2 separate regions of the Mus musculus genome follow, and region 2 is linked to region 1. The links are chromatin loops, found by intact Hi-C in ENCODE. Cell type or tissue: heart. All regions are shown on one strand.

Region 1 (8,000 bases):
CGACCACCCTCCCCAGGGGAACTCAGCCAGACAACTTATTGCTGCCATCCTCCTGGCCATGGCTGTTACAGCTCCGCAGGAAGCATCCTTCTTGCCATCCCAAGGTAACGTTGAAGGAAGGCGAAGCTCTGGGGGTTTGGAAAGAAGACTTGGCCCATTTTAGAGACTTAAACGTCAGAGTTCTACTCCGGGCGGTGCCACCAGGGGACGGGATCGGTGTCAGGAGTGGCTTGGCTAAGACTCCTTTCTTTCCACGCATCCTGCCTAAATAGACCGGCCTTCCAGAGACTCCTGGCTCCAAGCCCCAAAGCTGGAGTGGCCACCGGTGCTGACAGCACCCCTGCCGCCACCATAGGCCGGCCTTGCTTTCACAGGTTTTTCCCAGCGGGGGCTGGATTTCTGCCCAGCCAGGAATGTGCTCCCAGGATGTCAATTCTAATCTCCCCAGCGCTCTGACAGAATTAAGCTCCAGTTTGTCCGACAACATCCCAAAGTTTCAGAAATCCAGGGCAGGCTTTCTAATCAGACTGCAGGACAAAGGTCTGGCCTGACCCTGTCACTTCCATTTATGCCTCCTGTCTGTCTGGGCCTCGGCCTTTGGGCAGCTTCCTCCAGCCTCTGCCCTGGCCAGCCTCCCCCTCCCCCAAGCCCCCTGTTTCTCCGCCCAGAACTTCCCCTACCCAAGCCGGCCAGCTAATCCCATTGCTCTACCATTCAAAGCCTAGGGATCCCTGTAAGGCGACCCTGCTGGCCCTCAGCCTATTGGCCCAGCCTTGCTAAGGCTCCCAGTGGTCAGCTTCCTAGAAGGGATCTCAGGCCTCGCTAGGCTCCACCGTGGCTCTGGGGAGAGGTGCTAAAGTCAGTCCACTGCTGTCTCCAGCCAACCCCATCGAAGGTTCATTTAACTGCCCCTAAGGCAGCCTTTGGCCATCCTGTTGGAAAGGTCTAGAAAGCCTGGGTCATCTGTCACATTTGGAGGCCCTATGAGGTAGAGACTTCTCTCCCTCCAACTCTGGTGGTCACTACGAGGCGACCAACTGCCTATGATAAGCAGAAGTAGCCTTGAACCCAGAGTAGGCAGGACCTGGGACCTGGATTCAGGCTTTTGGTTCTCTTGGATTGGGGTATCATGAGAGAATGTAGACAGGGCCTCCTCCTCTCTCCACACTCCTCATTCCCTTTCCATGTGGCTCATGGCTGGGTATGGAGTGCTCAAACCTGCCTCTGTACGCACAGGAAGTTACACAAACGGTTAGGAAAGGCAAAACCTATGAGGGGACAGATAGATGTGGGTGGGGGCCACAAATTAAACTTGCTTTGTGTTCATCAAAACCTTCATGGGGGCAGAGGGAGGAGTGTGGACACAGCCAAGCGGGCATCCAGGGGTACACCATCTGTGAGCCTCATGCTGGCCACCAAGCTGACCGGTGGCAAGGGTTCCCAGGCAGGGGCGGGAAACCGGTTATATGCTTGTGAAGAAAGAGGCTGAGGAAGAAGGAATAGAGATGCCACTGAAGACAGGAAGAATCCAGCACAGCCAGGAAGGAGGGGTTGTCTAAGAACTACATGTCCTACGTGACACAGATGTCAAAAAGGTTCTGAGGCCAGGAGGGGTGCACACCTTTAATCCCACTCAGGAGACAGAGGCAGGCGGATAGATCTCTATGAGTTCAAGGCCAGTCTGGTCTACAGAGTGAGTTCTATCTAGGACAGCCAGGGCTACATAGGGCGACCCTGTCTCAGAAGGAGGAGGAGGAAGAGGAGGAAGAAGAGAAGAAGGAGGAGGAGGGAGGAGGAGGAGGAGGAGGAGAAGGAAAAGGAAAAGGAGAAGGAAGAGAAGGAGAAGAAGAAGAAAAAGGAGAATGTTCTAGAACGCCACAAGTAGGCAGGGCCATGCCATAGCCTTTCTGCTTCTCCAGAGACTGGCCCTGAGCCTTCACCAGTTGGGCCAGTAGGTCCCGAGGGCAGATCTGCATGGCATGGATGATAGATAGGCTGGGCTGGCAGAGAATTGGGTAGTCCTATCTGAATGGCAGTGGGGAAGGCTGTGAACCTGTAATAAATCCTTTTTTTTTCTGGAACCACAGTAATTTCATCTAGTAACAGAGACGTCCATGAGGGTCTCTCCTGGAGAACAGATGAACAACTGCCCATCAGCACTTCACAGAACTCCACTGTAGTTTTCTCTGTTCCCCTCCCCTGCCTAGTGGGTTCCCTGACTCCCCCCAAACTCCCAACTTTGCCTCTGGGCCTTTCTCTTTTCCCCCTCTTTCCTTGGTTGCTGAGCCGGGGTGTTGGTGAGCTATTGTCCACGCCCCCTCCTCCTTTTTTTGCTATTTATCAGCAGATTGTGTGGAGCTGAGTGGTGTGAGCCTCGCCCTGCTAAATAAAGCTTTGGTATTTCTGATAAAGCCATCAAATTCCTTATCACACTGACACAAAGTGCATTTAAAGAGACAGACACCCTGTCCCTCCCTGTCCCCACCCGCTCCACTCAGTTCAGATTTCCAGCTGCTCTGACACCAAATGCGGCTCCTGAGGATGGAGGTGGGGGTGGGGAGACAGGGGACAGACCCAAACCCTTTTTAGATCCTGCTTCTCCCCAGTAGAGCTGCCGGCACCTCGAACCCAGGGCTGGCCCCAGGGTGTGGCACACCGCTTCCTGGCACCATACTGTAACCAGTGGAATACTGTCATTGGAAAACGCCCTGAACTAGGGGATGTCCTTGTAAACAGAACAATCCCGTGTGAGGACAACAGCTGACCGGGGGAGGAAGAGTCCCTGGAAGCTGTGTGCCTGTTTAGCAGCCCAAGCCCTGTGACCTGGGATTTTGTGCTTGTAGCCAAAACTGCGAAGAGGGGACAAGAGAGGATACTGAAGCCGCTTTAGCGCAGGGAGGATGAGGGCTATGTCCCTGTGGGACCTGACTGTTCAGCATATGCTCTCATTCACTGGGCAAAGCCCTGACTCCTGACACAGCCCCACAGGCCGATAGGCCTATCACGCCATTTGACAGATGAAGAAACCAAGGTTGGCCCAGTTCCACACAGCCGGGGGCAAAGTCAGCAGGGGCTCTGGCCTGTCTGGCTGACTCTCTTACCATGAGAGACGTTTCTCCCTTAATCAGTCCTGAGAGCTGACCCCCTGGGTCAGGCTCTGCCCACCTCCTCGGTTATGATTCTGGTCCCTGTGCCCCAGGGTCCTCTCCCACCTCCCCAGTCCTAGCTCAAGAGCTCAGGTCTTGCGCCCACACACAGCTTGCTGGGTGAAGAATCAAATTTATTATTTTTAATTATTTTGATTTATCAAACTAGCAGCTACAACCATATTAAACCAACTTGGCTTCTTGGCATGCAACAGAAACAGCTGCTCCAGGACTCCCCCAGACTCCAGAAAATACCCTGCCTGTCCTCTTGCTCCTCTAGAGGGCACCTCAGGCTCCTGATCCAGCATCCCCAAATGTGAGGGACACATGACCCCTGCTTTTGTTCTTCCCCTACCAAAAGAAGGTACAACCGGAAGTCATGGAGGGCCAGAGGACAACCAAGGAACAAGATGGGGCACAGTTTAACAGCTGTTAAGGAGTTTTGGGGTACAATCGCCCCCATCCCCTGGCTCAGAAGACCTTCTAGAGCCCTGACCCTCAGGGAGTGGTGTCTGGCTCAACTACAATCCCCTGCAGTTAGCATTGGTGAGCAGGGAGGAGGCCATCTTAGAGTCCGGGTACTGGAAAGGCAGTACCATACTACAGGTTTCTGTGGGACATCCAGATCTCCATGTACCTAGGGCATAAGAGGAGGCTGGTCCATTGTGTGTGTGTGTGTGCGCGCGCGCACGCGTGTGTGTGTGTGTGTGTGTGTGTGTGTGTGTGTGTGTGTGTGTGTGTTCTGATTGAGGCATGTGAAAATGGCCATGATGCACACTTCAAAATTCTAAGCAAAACTGTATATAAATTGTATGAGTGGAAGACACCATCTCTGGCATTTTTTTTTAAAGCCCATAGAAGATACTCATAGAAGAGCCAATTCTAATCTCCAGGGGGATGGCAGCTCTTGTCTCCTCAATGGGGTGAAGAGGCCACTCATGCAGAAAGTCACTGTAACCCTCTGGACTCTCTCACAGAATAGCTTCATGCCTAAGTAACAGGCTAGGGTCAGACCAGGAGCTATGCTACCACAGGTCCCCACTACATCACAACCTGGCCAAAGAGAGCCCCACTCTGGCTGTAAGTTCTGAGCTCTGATGGGCACCTCGAGGCGTGTTATCTAAACTCTCTGAGGTCGAGTTTCCTTATCTGTAAAGTGAGAGAGGACCTGTCTCAGAGGGCTATGGAGACGGGAGACAACGAGTGCAGGGCCCTAAGCAAAGTTGGTGCACAAATTCAGTGTGCAGAAAGTGACAGCAACCATCACTGTCACGGGCGCCTCAACCTCTTCCTGACTAGTATCTGATAAGGGAGTGCACCTGGGGCTGGCGGACAGAAGAGCTCACCTGGGAGAGCCCAGAGCTGTCTCAGGGAGGCCATCCTGCTGCCCACCTGCACAAATGGCTTCAGGAGGCAGGAAGGGGACACGAGAATGACACGGGCAGTCACAGTCGCCTATCAAAAAACTGTCCATTCCCTCTGCTTTCCCGGGGACTCATGCCCTAATATGGGCCCTGTAGCTTTATGGGTTATTTCGAGTTCAGTGATAATGACTCTAAGTAGTGCTTCTGCTGCTTCTAGAAACTGTCCCATGCGGGTAGAGGAGCAGAAGGACAGTTGGCAAAGAATGGGAAGGACACAGGAAGTAGAAGGTCACAGCACATGGAGAGAGGGGCACGGATGGGTGAGTTATGGGGGAAGAAGACACAGGGCTTGACCAGTGTCCCAAGGAGATTGGAGACTCAGCTAGACAGGCTACAAGGCAGACACCTGGCCACGCCCTCATGCCCACTGTCTCAGGATACCCTGGACAGACCAGCTACTCGCTCCCAAGGGAGGGGTTTAAGAACCAGACTAAGCACCAAGCCTATCTCTTCACTCATAACTCTAGTGAGGGGACCTTCTGCCTAACAGCCAAGCTGGGCCCAGGGGCCCCTCGGAGCCTTGATTTATTTACGGACTAATTATCTTTCTGTTCAACCTTGGCCCATGGAGTCCAGACTGCAGAGGGTTAACTAGACAGAGGGGCTGGCTCTGCTTTTGCTCTACCTCATGCTAGAACTCCTATCACCTACCTCCCCCACCCCCTGATCTTAGGAAAAAAAACCCATCAAAATAACTATTTTATGTCTCCAAATATGCAGATCATTTTCTTTAATGAAAGATGCTTGACGTCTCCGATCCAATTAATATGCAAATGCAGGAGAGGATTTATTTGTGACATTCTGTCTGGGTGAGAGAAAACAAAAAAGGCCTGTTAACCAAAACACTAATTGCTGTGACTGATTGTCACATATCATCATTTTCATAGGGTCCCCTCCATTCCCGGCTCTCAGGGAGCTTGAAACCAGGACGCACGCATGCCACGCAGGCATCAAGGAGAAACAGGGCAACTGGCTACCTGCCAGCGCATCCCCCTCATCACGAGACCCCGTGCTGGGCTAGATGAGGTGGAGGGTCCTTGTGGCTCTGGTCCTCCTTTGTCTGTCTGTCCCTGACCTCCTGCCGCACTGCACTGGTTCATCTCCCTTGCTAGACTGTACCTTAGGCCTTAGGTGCTCACTGGCAAATGTGGGGAGTGTGGGCTCCATCGTCTATACATCCGTCTATACGTCTCTCCAGTGGAATCACCATGTGGCCTCAGCCCAGCCAACCTTGAGCCTTGGTGAAAGGAAGTGAAAGCAGGCTTCTCTTAGGAGGTAGAGGTGGGCCCTCTGGGCCCTCTCAGTCACCAAGCCCTGCCTCTCTTGTCTTTCATATGGCTTGCCCTTCCTTCCTTCCTTCCTTCCTTCCTTCCTTCCTTCCTTCCTTCCTCCCTCCCTCCCTCCCTCCCTCCCTCCCTCCCTCCCTCCCTCCCTCCCTCCCTCCCTCCCTCCCTCCCTCTCTCTCTCTCTTTCTTTCTTCCTTCCTTTCTTTCTTTCTTTCTTTCGTTTTTCGAGACAGGGTTTCTCTGTGTAGCCCTGGCTGTCCTGGAACTCACTTTGTAGACCAGGCTGGCCTCGAACTCAGAAATCCGCCTGCCTCTGCCTCCCAAGTGCTGGGATTAAAGGCGTGCGCCACCACCGCCTGACTGGCTATTTCTTTTTTAACCTCAAGGTCATCTTGGAACCTTGATGTACACCACCCAGGGAAACCGAGGCACGGCATCCTCTCCTTCAGAAGACATAGAGAGACTCTGCGGAATCTCCTCAAGACTTGTAAATAACTGCTGAAGCCTCTTCCCTGGCCCTGCCCGATGTGGTCGACAAAGTGGGAGTTAAGTGGTCCCGCCCACCAGCTTCTTTGGGAAGCTTCCATTTTCCAAAAGACCTAGGGTTTCTGCTGTCTCCTGTGCTCTAGGGACTTGGGGGAAAGGAAGGGGGGCAGAAGAGTCTCCTGTTCCCAAAGGCCAAGGGGAAGTCGGAAGGAAAAGGCATACCTTGTTCAAGTGACCTAGGAAAGGCGAAGAACATTCTGGGTGCCACGTGGTTCCAAAGACAAGGCTAAGAGACAGTGCAAGCTCCCCTAGAGTAGCCTTGTCCCCACACAGGGGCCAGGACTGAGAGAGACAAGAGGATACCAGACTCGGGGCCTGGTACCTTGGGGGACTGGTCTCCAACTCTGGAGCTTGGGCATCTTGGGAGTCAAGGCCTCTTCTGGGCATAGTGGTACACACCTATACCCAAGCACTTGGGCTGTAACAAGACAATCACTGGCTCAAGGCCAGCCTGGGCTACAAAGCAAGTTGGAGGTTAGTCTGGACTACATAGAAAACAATACCCTGTTTCAGGAAACCGAAGAGAAGGCCTCTTCTCCTGTTCTGTCCCCCTCCATAGAACGCTTCCAACTTTCCAAAAAGGTGGAAAACTTGAGATTGGACAATCAGAGCACAAGGCTGAGCTGTCATGGAGGTCCTTGGGATTTGCCCTGAGTGTTGGGCTCTCTGTCTGGCTGGAAGTTACAAAAAACCCAACACAAGCAGGAAGTACGCATTGAGCACCACCATAGGTTGGTCCAAGGCTGTGTGTCTGCTACTACGAAATAACTAACTAACGAGGGCTGGAGGAAGATGGTGTCTTCCCTCTTGATTCCCATCCCAGAAGTACCTCAGCCCCTGTTCCAAGCCCAGCTGCTTCCCTCAGGCGACTCCACCAGGGCCTTGAGGAAGAGCTGGCGCCAGGGCAGCATGGGGCAGACACTCTCCCCCCCAAAAGGCCTGCCCCCGCACCCTGAGAACAGGCTCAGCAGGATGCCGAGCGGGGGTGCTTGGAAGCCTTCCGGGAAGAGTATAGCCCTGGCACCATTCCCGCCGGGAAGGAGGTGAGTTGGGTCTGCTACAATGTCTGCTGCTCACCTGACTCGCGCCCACGGCGGCTAAGCACCAATAGGGTGTGCGTGGGTGCAGACGGGTGGCACGCATCATGGCGCCAGGAGCCCAGGGAGGAAGGGCAGGCGGCTGGGAGTGGCGGTAGGCTAGCTGGTCAGCTGAACAGCACCCTAGCTGTGAGCTGGAGTGGGAAGGCCCCACCCTTCCTTGTAGATGGCAGCTTGGGAAGCAGAATGGGAAAAAGGTGCGCCGTATATCGTCGGGCCCGTCTTACGGAACGCAGATCTCCCACTTTCCCCTGGCCCGTCTACCACATTAGTTAAGAGAGAGAAGCCCGGTCTTATTCCTACTTTGATGGTGCCCACCTCTTGGAAGCTCACCACACAGCCGTTGGGGCACAATACTTTGCCCTTGCCGTGCCATCATTTAAAGCCCCTTTAAAACAAGCCCATCTGTACATTAAAACCACTCATAAAGCAAAGGAGTGAACGGCTGTGGCTCTGAGGATCTATTAAAGCCAGACAACCGTGCCCACCCTACTGCCTCAC
Region 2 (8,000 bases), 78 kb before region 1:
GGCAGGGTGTAGACCTGAGCCATCAGAGGGCCGGACCGTGCCCTCTAGTGAGTGGATCACCAGGGAACACTGTTGCTACCGTCTTTGGTACGGTAACCATCTGTACTGCTGTAACTTCTGAGGTCCCTTCTAAAAAGAACCAGAAAAGTCTAGAGGGCCAGAGACCCTGGGGCAGAAATGAAGCCAGAGTGGGGTCTGGGGCAGCGAGTGCTAAGTGCTGTCATGTTGTGCTTCTTAGGGACATAGGAGCTGGGCCTGGAGGAGGTCTGTGCCCCTGAGCCTTCCCCACCTGGGCGTTACCAGCTTGGAAGGTTCTGGGCTCAAGCTCAGAAGAGAAGGGACAGAAACCTGAGTTCAGCTTTTGAGGACGGACTCTGGCTTGACTTCAGGGAAAGGAAAGCCCCTCCCCAAAACTGCGTGAGGGCTGCCTAATAAAGTCGGCTGCTGGACGGGGGAAACAGCCCTTTGAAAAAAAAGCCTTTCATTAGAAAAATAATGCATTTCATCCAAATAAGGTAAAAATATTTGGAATGGGGCAGAAGTGAGCAGCAGGCAGCGCCCGCCCGTCAGGCCCTTTCTGGAAGGGAGTGCACTATCAAACTCAATTACGATGTCTTTTTATAAAGTGTCGTTTGGGAGACGATGAACCCCAGTGTTTGGAGGCCATGCCCAGCTGTCTTGACCCCCCTGTATGAGCTCTCCTCAGACTCAGGCCTCCCCCAGAACCGGGTGACTCATTGGAACTACCTTGGGCAGGGCAGAAAGGCCAGATTGGGGGGTGCCACCCAAAGAGGAAGCAGTGCGGGGTTTGAGGACATCTGGAGCTTGTGTGGAGCCTGCTTTGGGCTTCGTGGGTACTGTTGGTAGGGAAAAGGGTTGCCCAGGGACTGCTAAGTTTGTGTCTCAACTATCAGGCTTCTCTGTTGTATGTGTGCATAGGTACATATATTTAGGAAAAACTTGTGACTTGGGAGGGAAGAGAGGGACCTTCTGCCCGGACGACTGAGTTAAGACTCGTTTAGTGATGTGTCTCGCTCGCTCATCTTGTATACAGTGCAACCCTCCTGGTGCTGACTAACTTGCCCATTGATAGAAGAACAGCCTCTGGCTGTCCTCTGGGGTCCTCATACCCTCTACTTACTCTGGGACCCAACCAGACTTGAGAAGACACTGGCTCGGAGCCCAGGGAAGGAAGAGACAGACAGACTGTATAGTCACCTCAGGAGCATGCTGAGTTCAGGGTTGCTTCATGCCTGTGCTACTGCACACATTACATACGGCCATGGAGGCGGGCTGTTTCTACAGCCCTGCCTGCACAGCTCAGCCCCAGAGCATAACCCTAAGACTCTTCATCAAAATGAGTCTGAGAGCTCAGCCTGCATTGTGGGGGACTTACCTGTATGATGACCAAATCTTCAGTTTGCTTTCATTGGAGGCTTTAAGGTTGGTGTCCTCCCATAAGAGGTTAAGATCCCTAGAGCTGCCTCTGGCTGTGTGGTGAGACCTGGAAAGACTTTAAAGGGCTAGGGATGTTGAGTCCGGTAGCATGGTCCAGCTGCCTGAGGGGCCACCACAGCAAGGACTGTTGGAGCCAGCTCTAGAGAGACCCTTAAAGGATAAAGAGAAGCTGGGCAGTGGTGGTGCACGCCTTTAATCCCAGCACTTGGGAGGCTGAGGCCAGCCTGGTCTACAGAGTGAGTTCCGGGACAGCCAGGGCTACACAGAGAAACCCTGTCTCGAAAAACAAAAGGATATAGAGAAGAAAGCCCACATAAACAGAGCAGTGGACGTGGCTTTCTGTGCAGCCGCTCCTTGACGTACAGCCAGCGAGCCCACCCTACATTGAAAAGTTAAGCAGGGAATTCATAGAACACACTAGTGTCCATCCCCACCCCCACTGCGACCTGGCACACTGGCACGGGGCTGTTGCCCTTGCCGTGGCTTGGTGGCTGCTTCTGGTTAAACTGTGCTTTGCTCTCTATGTGTGTGCATGCCCACGAAGGTGCACACAGAGGCCAAAGACAGCCTCCGGGCTCATCCTCAGGGGTACTGTCCGCCTCCTCTGAGACATCTCTCCTTGGCCTGCAGCTCACCGGCTGGCCACCAGCCCTAGCAGTCAGCAGTTTCTGCCTCCCCAGCCCTGGGTTACAGGTGTGTGACACCAAGCCCAGCATTTGTATGCAGGTTCTGTTGATCAGACTCGGGTCTTTGTACTTGCAGCGGAGGTGCTTTAGCAGCCAAGATATTCCTCTGGCCTCCATACACCCTAACTAAAGCTACTGTAACTTGGGTGTGTATGTGGCTTGACGCCTGGCTAACCTGTAGCCCTGACTGTGGCATCCTCTCCAGGGCTCTTGGCAAGGGACCTGTATAGATTCAGGGTAGAGCAGTTGGCCTCTAAAGGCTCAGGCAAAGCTAAAAGCTGCAAGTTTTGAGGCAGGCAGGTTTGGCGGAGGAGTGTGTGTGTGTGTGTGTGGGGGGGGGTGGTCTCCTTTTAGTCATGTGATTCCCACTGAGGCCAAGCAGCTGCCCTCCACCCCGTGGAAGTCCTGTTCTTTCAGCTTGGCCCCAGGTTGGGACAGCACTTGCCAGAAAGGATGGCGTAGGGGCCCCCCTTCTGCAGGGTCTTCAGATCCCAGCATCCTGGGGGCCTTGCTTCTTGGAGACCCGACCTGTCCTTAGCAGGATGTTTGTCCCTGTGTCCTGGCTCTAGGCCAAAGCCACCTGTGGAGCTGGAGCCACCTCTCATGACAGTGAATAGACACTGGATAGGGCACTGTCTTAGTACTGTGTATTCCCCACCACCATCCTGAGCTGGAGACAGGCTCTGCTCCATTACTAGAACACCCTAGCCAGTGCTGTCTGGGAAAGAGTCTGGCCGCTGAGATCAGTGGCGAGCCTGCACAGCTGCTTCCAGCTCATTCCTCCATGCTACAAAACCCTTGAATTTGCCCCAGTTTGGGTGTTGAAATGTCACACCACCACAGCTAATTAAAACCCAGAACAAAAACATGTTTTACAGCATTCTGAGTCCAGTACAGGGAATATCACGAAGCCCGGGTCTTGGGGTGGAGTGCCACCCACAACAGCTAGCTCCCTCCTAGGTCTAGGGGCAGGGGTGGAACACCATCCAACTAGGCTCATGTACCTGAAGCAGGGGTGTGTGCCCTTCTTGGCCCTTCAGGGGCAGCAATCCATCTCTGGAGCGATACCTAGTACCTGCCCCTGGACACTCTGCAGGTTGCTGGGAAGTAGGTCCCACCATCCCCTGGATGTGAGTCCGCCAAGGTCTAGCCAGGCCCAGAAAGCTTAGGGACAGGAGATGTGAGGATATTTGGGGAGGTCCATCAAGACTAGTAAACTGCCTAAGTACCCCCTCCCTTGGGCCTCATGAGTCTACCCCCAAAACTGCCTCCACTCCTCAAGTCCCACCCTGGTGACTACTGTGCCGGGGGGGAGCTCCGTGGCCACACCACCCACCAGTCTATCACCAGCTGAGCTTGGGACTTGGCTCCCTGCCTCCCCTCAGGCCCCACGGGAGGCCACACAGCCCACCAGGGCCTCTGAAGCTCCAATAAAGGCTTTAATTTGTTGAACTTGTGTTTTATCCCATAAATTAGTCACTGTTTTATTTAACAGAATCAAGATATCCACAAACAACAGGCGAGTTCCAACTTGAACATTTTAATAAGACCAAAAAAAGTCTCTATTTTCATGTCTGTTAGAAACATATTTATGTAAATAGCTTGTGGGCTGAGTTCCAGGAGCAAAGCAGAGAGGGAAGGGTGCTCTGAGCTGGGCTGGAGGAGAGCCTCTCTGGTGGGAGCGCCCAGCCTGGCATCAGCGGGTGAGGCTGTGCATGCTCTGGTCCCTGTACCCACACTGCCTGGAGCCTGAGTGTGCTCCAGGCTCAGTGAGGGGCATCAGTGCACAGCAAGGACCCAGCTTTGTGAGAAAGTGGCTGGCGGGAATTTGACAGGCAGGGCGATGGTAGGGAAGACCATGGCGGGCTCTAGATTCTCTTCCCAGTGTCCTTGGGCAGCTCTGGTCACTTCGAGACCAGCTCAGAGTGGGACTGGCACAATGCTGGTGAGGCTGAGGCCGAGGGGCAGTGTTGGGGTAGAGGCCACGTGACCTCTGGGAGCAGCAGGGCACCTGTACTTCCACCCAAACCGGCAGAAGTTTGACTGAACTTCCAAAGGTGTCCTCGGCCCTGGTGCCATCAAGGCCAGGAGCTCAGACCTTGGCGTGAAGGCTGCAGACCCATGACACTAGTCCTCTGGATCTGCCACCATGTGCTCCAAGCTGGAGCCTCGCCAGCATCCGGATGGATCCGGGTACGTGCTGTTCCTAGACTGGGCAGGTCCCTGCAGGAAGAAGGAAGGAGCTGAGGGATTCCCTTGCCAAGTGGCAGCCCTGTAGCCCCAGAGAATACACAGGAGGGCTGGCCAGAGTGTGGGACCTAGGGAGGCTTGAGGCTCCACTGCCGGGTGGCCCTTTCTAGGAGTGGTTCCTGGGGCTCAAGTGGTGTTCTGGTGGGATTGAAGGGAAGAGCAAGACCTGAGTCTCCATCTTTTTCCTTTAGCAAATAGTGGGAGAACCTGGCCTTATGCCCAGATGCAAAACTAGCCTGTCCCAGCACCCCTGCTCTCCCGGCTTTAAAGTAGCCAAGTCTCCCCTCCTCTCCCTGGGCTGGTATTTGGATCTTGGCTGTGCCTGGGCTACCCTACACATTGGGTCATGGCCAGCCTCTTGGGGATAATTTTAAAAATAAAAGATAACGTGATGGATTTTTTTTCCAGTTTTTATTGAGTGAAAATGTCAAACCTTGCATCAGTCATGCAAAAAAAAATCAAATAAATAAAACACATATATTAAATTTCTAATAGCACTAAATTCAAGTGGAAAAATATTCAGTTCTTAATAACCAGGTGCCGAGGAGACCAGATTCAAGTAATCAGAGCGCGCGCTGTTCAGGTCGGTTTCATGGTCTGCATTTTTTTTTTTTTTTGTCTCAAAACCTCTCTATATATCTCTATATATCTATATATGTATATACATATAGATATATACACACATATGTGCATACATATTACTTTTATATTTATATATATACACATACATAGTTATAAAACATTAAAAAGAGCATTGGTGGGTCAGGCATCGTTTTCCTCACAGAAAGAAAATAAAACAAAAATTACACATTAAAATTCAAGATGAGCTAGCAATGGCTTATAGTCCTAATGTGCAATATGAGGCTTACAAAAGGCTAGACTGCGCACTCTCCGCGGCTTTTTTTTTTCCTTTTATAATTTTTTATTTGATTTTGCTACATTGAAATTTTTTTTTATTTTGTTTTGTTGTGTTTTGTTTTTCTTTTCCTTTACAAAACTCCTTCCACAGAGGCAGAGTCCTGTGGTAGGTTAGAATCTGGGCGAACGAACTCTCAGCAGCATGGAGGCTCTGGCAGGGCCGGTTAGCAATCAGCGCGTTGCCTGTTGGGTACCCTCATCTCTCAGCTGTACCCTCCCTGCTCCCTCTCCAGTTTAGATGGTCCTGGCTTTCTGGCTGTGGGCAGCCAAGAGGGGACACACACACACACATACACAGATACACACTCTCACACACATACATACACTCTGATACAGATAAAGAAAACCACTGCCCCATTTGGGCAGACCCCATTTAAAGACCTATGGGCGGGGCTTCCTGCTGGCAACTCCCGGCCCTTCCATTACTTGCCGAATTGGCCTGGTTTCTTCCAGCCTGGCACTAGCCAGAACCTGGAGTGCACAGGTTTACCCCACAAGGCCGGCCTCAGACAGCCTGCCCCTACCAGAATCTGGAGCAGCCTCTGGCCAAGTAAGTGCCTGCAGGTGAGCCCTGTGCAGAGTCTAAGTGGCCTCATTGCCTCCGGGAAAGGGGTATTTTGGAAAAGGAACCAGATCTGGGTGGGCTGCACCTGCACGAAAGCATCCCAAATAAAATAATAAAACAAAACTGGAACGAGAGAGAGAGAGAAAGAGAAAAAAAAGCCCTATAAAGCCACACGCATAACCAACAGAAAAACCCTCAAATGTTAAATTAGCTACAAACTTGTATCAAGAGAATAGTCTTTTTTTTTTTCCTTGTCTCTACAAAATTCAAGTTAAAAGTTGGAATCCCGCAGCCCCCATCAGTGCTAGTGTGAGGACAACGCCTCAAACCGAGGCCTTGAAAGTAAATGCACAACAATTCCACAGGAGCAATTGCACTCGGGTCCCCAATCCCAGGGCTGGGCTGAAGGCGAGGCGAGGCTCCCCCCGCACTCGCCTGCTTTTTTTTTTGTTTTTTTGTTTTTTTTGTTTTAGTTTTTTTTGTTTTTTTCCGTTTTCCCCCTTCTCTTTTTGTTCTATGTAGAATAATAACCTTTACAGGAAAAATACTGTACAACTTTCTTGGATTTTTTTTCCATTTTGATTATTAAAGCCAAAACCAGTCGCAGCCTTCCTGTTTGCACCAGTGGCTGAGACCCTCACCTCCAGGCCCCCACCAGCTGTGCCTGCCTTTGGGCCACAGCCTCAAATTCGCTGGAGGGTGGGCTGGGGCCTGAGTGTCACCAGACCTGGACCACAGCTTGGGGGCGGGGATGCCGGCTTGCTGCTGATTCCATGAGATTCCCTCCATGTCCCTGTAGTGTCACCCGTGCTGATGCTGACCGTCTTCGGCCGGCCCTCCCCTGAGCCAGGAGGAGGTCTTAGCTGCATTGGGGCGGGGGGGGGGGAGAGAACCAGATGCTACAGGAGCCTGCCGCCCCCACAACCCGGTGACCCCCGCGGGGAGCCCCTGAGCAAACAAGGACCTCGCGAGTGGGTACCGAGAGGAGTGCAGGTCAGTGCTGCCACCCCGACACAGCACCTGCTATTCCCTGAACACCCGCTCGGGCGGGCGGGGAGGGCGCGGGCGGCCCGAAGCACCAGAGGGGTCCCCGCCTCGCCCTGAGACGGACTCGGGGTCCGGAAGCACCGGCGGGGCCAGGGCGCCTCACTCCCTGGGGCGGCCCAGCGGGGTCTGTACACAGGGGTTCACATACAGAGCAGTTCTAGAGGGGGCTGGGGTGGCGCGGCGGCTAGGGTGATGCGGCGGTGGGCGCAGGGCCGGGGCCACCCAGGGCTGCCAGCGGGGTCCGCGCGCCCGCCTCGCCCGCAGCCTCGGGCAACGACTCCTCCGAGTCGGTGCGCAGGTCCTCGTCGTCGTCATCATCATCATCATCCTCGTCGTCGTCGTCCTCTTCATCGTCATCCTCGTCGTCGTCCTCGGCCTCCTCCTCCGGCAGCTCCAGCTCCTCGTCGTCCTCTTGGGAGGACTCCCCAGCGGTGGCTGTGGCTGTGGCTGTGGTGGTGGTGGTGGTGGTGGCGGCGGCAGCGGGGGTGGGCGCAGCGGGGCCGTCCCGAGTCCCGGAGGCGGTGACAGGTGGGCCGGGGTCCCCCGTGTCCCCGAGCAGGCCTAGGCCCGCAGCCGCTGTCTGCAGGAAGAGCAGCGAGCCCTGCTCGGCGGCCAGCGTGAGGGAGCCGTCCAGGTTGACAGGCGCACCCGGAGAGGCTGCGGGAGGCTCCCCTCGCTCCTGCTTCTCGTGCTTGCGCTTGTGCGAGTCCATCTGCGACATGCCCACCACTGTGTGGCGACAGCCCGGATAGGTGCAGTGGAAGTGCGAGCACTTGAGCTTGTACTTGCAGTCGGGCACTGCGCAGTCGGCGCTCGAGCTGAACTGGCAGAAGCCAGCGGCGCTGATCACGTCCTGCTTGCCGTGGTGCTTGCGGTGCGCAGTGACCTTGGTGCTGTCTGTGCAACGGAAGCGGCAGCGCAGGCAGTGGAAGTGCGTGCTGGTGCCCGAGAACGGGCAGTCGGCGAAGTGGCAGCTGAGGGAGGCCTTGAAGCGCTTGAAGTCGTCCAGCACCAGGTTGTCCACGCGGTCGTGGTGCTGTGCGTGCTTGTACATGTGCGTGCGTCCGCAAAACTTG

What was found. Hi-C counts contacts between places; a loop is a spot of excess contacts. Peaks named below come from ENCODE experiments on the same cell type or tissue, not always from the same donor. Only the 100,000 strongest peaks of a DNase experiment are listed, where the experiment ranks them.
Region 2: it touches region 1 in a loop (4-fold over the local background); 2 of 42 quality-filtered maps call a loop at or near these places.

What each region holds. Positions count from the first base shown.
Region 1 is chr4:148,873,802-148,881,801 of GRCm38, reverse strand. All of the region lies in intron 2 of Casz1 (castor zinc finger 1), which reads right to left. Among named protein-coding and RNA genes, the nearest start is that of Gm42352, 6.2 kb to the right of the region's middle. In heart, CTCF peaks have their summits at 204 (motif pointing right) and 3,418 (motif pointing right); DNase peaks (open chromatin) are centred at 261, 661, 2,741, 7,603 and 1 weaker place; H3K4me3 peaks cover 1,544 bases; H3K27ac peaks cover 7,406 bases.
Region 2 is chr4:148,951,680-148,959,679 of GRCm38, reverse strand. It overlaps Casz1 (castor zinc finger 1), which reads right to left. Exons shown (of 21, transcript NM_001159344.1): 21 at 4,788-8,000. The coding sequence ends at 7,109. Gm13205 (predicted gene 13205) reads left to right here and starts at 7,358. Exons shown (of 3, transcript NR_154553.1): 1 at 7,358-8,000. In heart, no CTCF peak of the experiment used is centred here; DNase peaks (open chromatin) are centred at 2,853 and 4,329; H3K4me3 peaks cover 1,520 bases; H3K27ac peaks cover 5,116 bases; H3K27me3 peaks cover 1,340 bases.